Linked DNA regions of Homo sapiens: region 1 is linked to region 2. The links are chromatin loops, found by intact Hi-C in ENCODE. Cell type or tissue: CD4-positive, alpha-beta T cell. All regions are shown on one strand. Each heading gives the region's core, and the rest is flanking DNA. Links, peaks and the distances in the headings are about the cores only.

Region 1 (3,822 bases), core at 636-3,135, 600 kb after region 2:
GGTTAATTTTTGTATTTTTAGTAGAGACAGGGTTTCACCATACTAGGCCCGGCTGGTCTCGAACTCCTGACTTCATGATCTGCCTACCTCGGCCTCCCAAAATGCTGGGATTACAGGCGTGAGCCACTGCGCCAAGCCAGGAGAAAAATGTTTAAAAGCTGTTAGAAATGTTAAGAAGGGGTTAAGGCACTTGTGGTGGTAAGGAACAAACTCTTTCAGGCTAGGTTAAATAGAGGGTTTTTATTTTAAAGAAATAGAGACTTCTCATAGGTTCCAGGGGCCAGAGGTATATTTAGGCCTCCCAGTGAAGGGGAAACAGGAAAACCATCAGGAGTCAAGGGAGCTACTCTATCTCTGATGTGTCAATTTGGCTCTGGTCTCTCCTTGTCTCTACAAGTATTTTCTCTCTCTCTCCCTCTTTCTCTCTCTTTCTCTCCCTCTCTCTCTCTCAACATAGCTATCCCCAAATGGCACCCTCAGTAACAGAAAATTATTTCCCAAAGAGATTAAGAGATCAACCAAGAACAAAGGCAGGGACTCCTGGCTTTCAGAAAAGATATTTTATTGCTTTTCCCTCTTCTAATATCTATATCCAAGAGAACAAAAATAAAGGGGTAGGAAAACTTCTGCTTGTTGGCATGACTTGCTTTGATGAAGGATGGAGCCTCTCCTGGGTGATAGGACCAGTTCGAATGGCTTTCAGACCCTTGCACACAGGGTCTGCTCACAGGATTCTGGTCGCTCTACTTTGGGTGAACTGTTTTAAGGTTTCAGAAACACACTTGAGTGTGATACAGCATTCAGACCCACAGTGGGGGTCATACCCTTTCCCTATGGATTGTCACCTCCCCACCCTTCTACACTCTGGGATTCCTGCCTTGACAGAGAGTTTTTATTTAGCATTAAATACCTTTTTTTTTTTTTCCTGGACACCATCTTAGATACCAAATTATGCTCAGCAATTTTAGCTAATATTCTTCTTTACCACATCTTGGACAGTTTGGACAGTTTCACAGATGTACATTTAGAATTTTTTTTTTAACACAGTCTCACTTTGCTGCCCAAGCTGAAGTGCAGTGGTGCAATCGCAGCTCATGGCAGCCTTGACCTCTGGGTTCAAATCGTCCTCCCACCTCAGCCTCCCAAGTAGCTGGGACTACAGGTGCGCATCACGATGCCCAGCTAATTTTTTAATTTTTTGTAGAGATGGGGGTCTCCCTATGTGGACAAGGCTGGCCTCAAACTCCTGGGCTCAATCAATCCTTCTGCCTCAGCCTTTCAGTGTTGGGATTACAGGCATGTGCCACTGTTCCCGGCCCTAGAATATTTTTTGACTGACAGAAAAATTAATAATTTTCAAGAAAAGATCAAAATAAAGTTGACTAGATCTCCAAAAAGTTGAGAAATGTCCCCCAAACCTCCAAGCTAACTAAAGAGAATCTCTGCCTCCATTTCCAACTTACCAGAGAAGACAATCTGACACTACTGGAGTCTGATTTCTCCCCTGAACCAGGGTCATACATACACTCTATTATAGCCCACCTGTGAGATGGTGACAATTCTCCAAAGGAGGATTACCCTAGGCATACAGACCAAAAGGCTTTAGAAGGAATTAAATTCCTGATAATAGCAAACAGTGATACGATCTCAAAGGAGTTTTGAAACCTCAAAGCAGAAATACCAAGGTGTGTAAGACAGGTCATATTGAGGCCAGAGTGAAAGACTTTTTTGTTCTTATTGTAAAATGGAATGTCCATGCTGGAATAAACAGTGAATACTCAGATTCAGCTGATATTTAATGGGGGAAAACTTCAACCTCATATGGTTTTATCTGTTCACTGACCTATGTTGTATTTTCAATTAAATTTCCTTGGGAAATATTAACTAGTTTATTCTATTGCTTAAACAAAGTGTTGTACATCCACAGAAATAGCAAAATATACTGCATCCTGTGTTAAATGATCTGAGGGTCAGGTAACAAAATCTGAAGAAAAGCCTAGCCCGGGGCCCCCTGCTGGTCCAGCAGACATCTGACATCCAAAAAGACAGTTGAGCAAATGATCTCTCTTCCCAGTTGGTGAATTCCCCACCTTGGGGGGCCTGGGGAGACAGAGCTGACAGCACCAGATACTCTCCTAGTGAAGACCTTCACATCCGTTTTTAGACCGACTTGAGAGCTACTGAGGAAAGAAATAGATGTGCAGCTCCTTGTTCTCTCTGGCAGTAGCAGGGGTCCCAGTTGCTGCAATATGGAACTGCTGGTGTGGATGTGGCAATAGCACAAATTGTGACATCTAGTGCCCCAGCCATGGCAACAGTTTCCTCACCAGATGATTTTTTAAAAACTGCTTTATTGTAGTATGATTCACATACTATAAAATTCACCCTTTTAAAGTGTACCATTCAATGGCTTTCAGTATATTTACAGAGTTGTGCAATCATCACCACAGATAATTTTAGAACATTTTCATCACCCCAAAAAGACACCCCATGCCCCTAAAGCATCACCCCTAATCCCTTCCACATCTCCCTTCCAGCTCTAGGCAAACACAAATCTACTCTGGGTCTCTACAGATTTGCCTATTCTGGGCATTTTATATAAATGAAACCATACAATATGTTTTCCTTTGTATCTGACTTATTTTACTTAGCATAAAGTTTTCAGGGTCCATTCATGTATCAGTACTTCATTCCTTTTTATGGCCAAATAATATTCCATTGTATGAATATAACCCTTTTTTTTGAGACAGGGTCTTGCTCTGTTGCCCAGGCTAGAGTGCAGTGGCCGATCATAGCTTGCCATAGCCTCAAACTTCTGGGCTTAAGCAACCCTCCCATCTCAGACTCCAGAATAGCTAGAACTATACCATGCTCAGCTAATTTTTAAATTTTTTTGTAAAAACAGGGTCTCGCCATGTTGCTCCGGGTGGAAATGATCCTCCTGCCTTGGCCTCCCAAAGTATTGGTTAGGATTACAGGTGTGAGCCACTGCACCCAGCCCACATTTTCTTTATCTCTTTTTATTGAGATGGAGTCTCGCTCTGTCACCCAGGCTGGAGTGCAGTCGCAAGATCTCAGCTCACTGCAAGCTTCACCTCCTGGGTTCATGCCATTCTCCTGCCTACAGGCGCCCGCCACCACGCCCCGCTAATTTTCTGTATTTTTAGTAGAGATGGAGTTTCACTGTGTTAGCCAGGATGGTCTCCATCTCCTGACCTCATGATCCACCCGCCTCGGCCTCCCAAAGTGCTGGGATTACAGGTGTGAGCCACCACGCCTGGCCTCTTTATCTCTTCATTAGTTAATGGACATTTGGGTTGTTTCCATTTATTGGCTATTATGAATAATGATGCTATGAATATTAATGTACAGATTTTTATGTGGGCAAATGTGTTCATTTCTCTCGAGTACATACCTAGGAGTGGAACTGCAGAGTCATATGGTAACTCTATGTTTAACTGTTTGAGAAACTGCCAGACTGTTTTCTAAAGTGGTTGTACAATTTTACATTCCTACCAGTGTTATATGAGGATTCTGATACTTCCGCATCCTCTCCCAACATCTGTCTTTGCCATCTTAGAAAGTGTGAAGTGGTATCTTATTGTGGTTTTGTGTGTGTGAGATTTTAATTTATTTTTATTGATATGTAATAGCTGTACATATTTTCTCAGTACATGTGATCATTTGAGACATTTTACAATCAAGTCAGGGTAATTAGGATATCCATTACCTTAAACATTTATTTTTTCTTTACCCTAGGAACATTTAATTTATTTTCTTCTAGATATTTTGAAATGTACAGTCAATTAATGTTAACTACAA
Region 2 (3,822 bases), core at 633-3,132:
CAATAAATCTTGCTGCTGCCTTTATGAGCTGTATCACTCACCGTGAAGATCTGCAGCTTCACTCCTGAAACCAGTGAGACCACAAACCCACCAGAAGGAAGAAACTCTGAACACGTCCGAACATCAGAAGGAACAAACTCCGGACACACCATCTTTAAGAACTGTAACACTCACCGCGAGGGTCCGTGGTTTCATTATTGAAGTCAGCGAGACTAAGAACCCACCAATTTCGGACACACCAGCACTTTGGGAAGCCGAGGTGGGTGGATCACCTGAGGTTAGGAGTTTGAGACCAGCCTGACCAACATGGTGAAACCCTGTCTCTACTAAAAATACAAAAAATTAGCCGGGCGTGATAGCAGGCGCCTGTAATCCCAGCTACGCAGGAGGCTGAGGCAGGAGAATCGCTTGAAGCCAGGAGGCAGAGGTTGCAGAGAGCTGAGATTCCCACCACTGCACTCCAGCTTGGGTGTGACAGAGCAAGACTCCGTCTTAAGAAAAAAAAAAAAGCAGCCCCCAAATCATTTCCCTTTCTAACAAAGAGCAGCCTGTAAAATCGAGCTGCAGACAGCAGCAAGCTGGAAGCGTGCACGGGTGAATGCCAGCAGTTGTGCCCATAGGAATATATGACCTAGGACTAGGAATGTTCAAAATGGTGGCTCTGTCTTCTCTTTTTGCCAGCCACGTGTACCATAAGGAACAGACAAGATGGCGCCAGCCCAGTGGAAAGCTCATTTGCATAACAAGATTAGGGTGGGGCGACCAGCTTTCCCCGGCCTCTATGTAAGTGTCACACCTGGTCAAACCAATATGTGAGCCCGGGTAAATCACACGCTGCCGCCTTCTCAAGCCTGCCTATAAAATCTGCGGCAATCAGCTGCTATTCTCTGTTTTCCAGCCTCTGTCACCCAAGGAGCTGCTCTCCTCTTTCCTTTCTTCTACCTATTAAACTTTACACTCCTTAACCCACCCACATGTCCCTGTCCTTAATTTTCTTGGCGCAAGATGACGAACCCCAGGTGTTTACCACAGACGATGCTGCTTCAAAATGATACACTAAGAACTTACCACTTCTGTGGCATTTTTACCAAAATTGCATCACCTCAATCTAATAATGATTAGAAATAAGACAAACACAAATAGATATAAACTGTTATTATTGTGTTTTATGCCCAATGTGGTAGGCATCTGTTGGTGCCTCTGACAGAGTCATTTCTCATATGAAAAACTTTAATATGGAAATGTTTTGGTATAATAAAAAATTTATTTTATGTAATTGTTTAATAGGTTTCTTTAAAACCAAAGAATAATAGCTGGCAGGGCATGGTGGCTCACACCTGTAATCCTATTACTTTGGGAGGCTGAAGTGGGAGGATCTCTTGGGTACAGGAGTTCGAGACCAGCCTGGGCAACATAGTGAGATGTTATCTCTCCAAAATAAATAAATAAATAAATAAATAAATAAATAAATAAAAAGAGAGAATAATAGCTGCTGATTGGTGATAACTATCCAAGGGTTAGAGTCTTTACATTCGCAAGGAATTCTATGCAGGGTGAGATTTTAAGCATAATTTTATGATGCGTTTAGATGTAGTAGTGCACCTATAGGTAGCCAGTTTAGAGGGGAAATTATCTGAAAATTGAAATTTTTATTCAAAAATCAAAACATACAGAATCTCCTTTCCGGAGCGTGTCCTTTTCTGTAACCACCAGGTGGTGCTATGAGCTTTAAAAATTACTCTACAAATGTTACTTTTTGTTTGTTTTTTTTTTTTTTTTTTTTGAGACGGAGGAGTCTCACTCTGTCGCCCAGGCTGGAGCGCAGTGGCGCGATCTCGGCTCACTGCAAGCTCCGCCTCCCGGGTTCATGCCATTCTCCTGTCTCAGCCTCCCGAGTAGCTGGGACTACAGGCACCCGCCACCACGCCCGGCTAATTTTTTGTATTTTTTTTTTAGTAGAGACGGGGTTTCACCATGTTAGCCAGGATGGTCTCGATCTCCTGACCTCGTGATCAACCCGCCTCAGCCTCCCAAAGTGCTGGGATTACAGGCGTGAGCCACCGCGCCCGGCCACAAATGTTACCTTTTTAGGTGGCATAATACCTGAACTCTATAAAGTGGAACCTTAGTGATATTCTCATCCAAAGTCTTTTTTCTTTTTTCTAAGAGACTTGCCCAACGTTACAGCTAGTTATGATGAGAGTTGGGATCAGAGTCCAAGTCTCCTGCCTCTTTAAAGTTGCTGGAGAGGCAGGTTCTGCAGACAGGAGGCTACAGAAGAATTTTTAAAAATACCTGCTAAGTGTTATACAGAAAAGGGATTATGAGGCCAGGTGCAGTGGCTCACGCCTGTAATCCCAGCACTTTGGGAGGTCGAGGTGGGTGGATCACCTGAGGTCAGGAGTTCGAGACCAGCCTGGCCAATATGGTGAAACCCCATCTCTACTAAAGATACAAAAATTAGCTGGATGTGGTGGCACTCACCTGTAATCCCAGCTACCTGGGAGGCTGAGGCAGGAGAATCACTTGAACCTGGGAGGCAGAGGTTGTGGTGAGCCGAGATGGCACCACTGCACTCAGCCTGGGCAACAGAGTGAGACGCTGTCTCAAAAAAAAAAAAAAAAGAAAGAGGATTATGAGGAAGAGCAGGCTTTCAACACTGATGGGACTGGCTTGTTTTACAAGGGCACTGGCAAACAAACCTATGTAACACAAATGGCATTTCAACTGACAAAAATGTTGAGACCGGAGGCTCACAAGAACCTCACTGTGTATTGCTCCAAAAGCTATAGTAATCACTAGTTCAATGTTTGGAGTGACTTCATAGATTGTGATTGCTGCAAATGATGAGAATCAACTCTACATAGAAATAAATGTAACAAAAGAAGTGCAATACTTCTGAAAACTCTAAAACAGTGTTGAACGATATTAAAACTTCAAATAAATGGAAAAATATCTCACTTTCATGGATTTGGAGACTTAATATTGTTAAGATAGCAATATTTCCTAAATTGATTCACTGATTCAACATAATCCCTTTCAAAATCCCAGCTGCCTCTTGCCAAAATTGACAAGCTATACATCTGTTTGACAGACCTAGTGCAATTACTGGGTGCTGCTAAGGTTCTCACTACAGATGCAAGAAAAAGGTGTCATTGTCCTTTCTGTCTGTCTTATTGTGGTAGCCAAGACTGAATAGAGGAAAACAGAGGAAAAATATGGACAGAGAAGTTTCGCAGATCAGAAATAACCTTGTAAACAGTGAAGAGCCTGTTTTACTCCAAACAAGAACCCAAAATTTGAGTATACATGAGAAGTGTTGAGAAATACCTCCTACCACCCTCACCTGGTTGATTACACTTAAGTAAAAGCTTGAAGGTTAAGACAATGAAAAGCAAGCCAGTTGGGGACTGTGGGGGGAAGAAATCGACAAGCTGATCCTAAAATTCATATGGAAATTCAAGGGATCTAGAATAACCAAAGCAATCTTGGAAAAGGAGAATGAAGTAGGAAGGCTCATATTCACTGACAGTGATCAAGGCAGTGTGAAAGGATAGACACATAAAGTCAGGCACAATGGCTCACGCCTGTAATCCCAGCACTTTGGGAGCCCAAGGAGGGTGGATCACCTGAGGTCAGGAGTTTGAGACCAGCCTGGCCAACATGGTGAAACCCCATCTCTACTAAAAATACAAAATCAGCCAGCTGTAGCGGCATATGCATTTGATCCCAGCTACTTGGGAGGCTGAGGCAGGAGAATTGCTTGAACCTGGGAGGCAGAGGTTGCAGAGAGCCAAGGTCGTTCCATTGCACTCCACCCTG

What was found. Hi-C counts contacts between places; a loop is a spot of excess contacts. Peaks named below come from ENCODE experiments on the same cell type or tissue, not always from the same donor. Only the 100,000 strongest peaks of a DNase experiment are listed, where the experiment ranks them.
Region 1: it touches region 2 in a loop (4-fold over the local background); 2 of 110 quality-filtered maps call a loop at or near these places.

The regions. Positions count from the first base shown.
Region 1 is chr5:79,701,307-79,705,128 of GRCh38, reverse strand. The region is part of intron 1 of CMYA5 (cardiomyopathy associated 5); the gene reads right to left. Among named protein-coding and RNA genes, the nearest start is that of CMYA5, 13 kb to the right of the region's middle. In CD4-positive, alpha-beta T cell, for the core only: a CTCF peak has its summit at 2,001 (motif pointing left); DNase peaks (open chromatin) are centred at 2,018 and 2,278.
Region 2 is chr5:80,305,624-80,309,445 of GRCh38, reverse strand. It overlaps LOC124900204 (small nucleolar RNA SNORA31), which reads left to right and starts at 3,078; the gene lies at 3,078-3,211. It overlaps LOC124901015 (a long non-coding RNA gene), which reads left to right. Exons shown (of 2, transcript XR_007058841.1): 1 at 1-259; 2 at 682-969. In CD4-positive, alpha-beta T cell, for the core only: CTCF peaks have their summits at 1,482 and 1,684 (motif pointing right); a DNase peak (open chromatin) is centred at 1,714.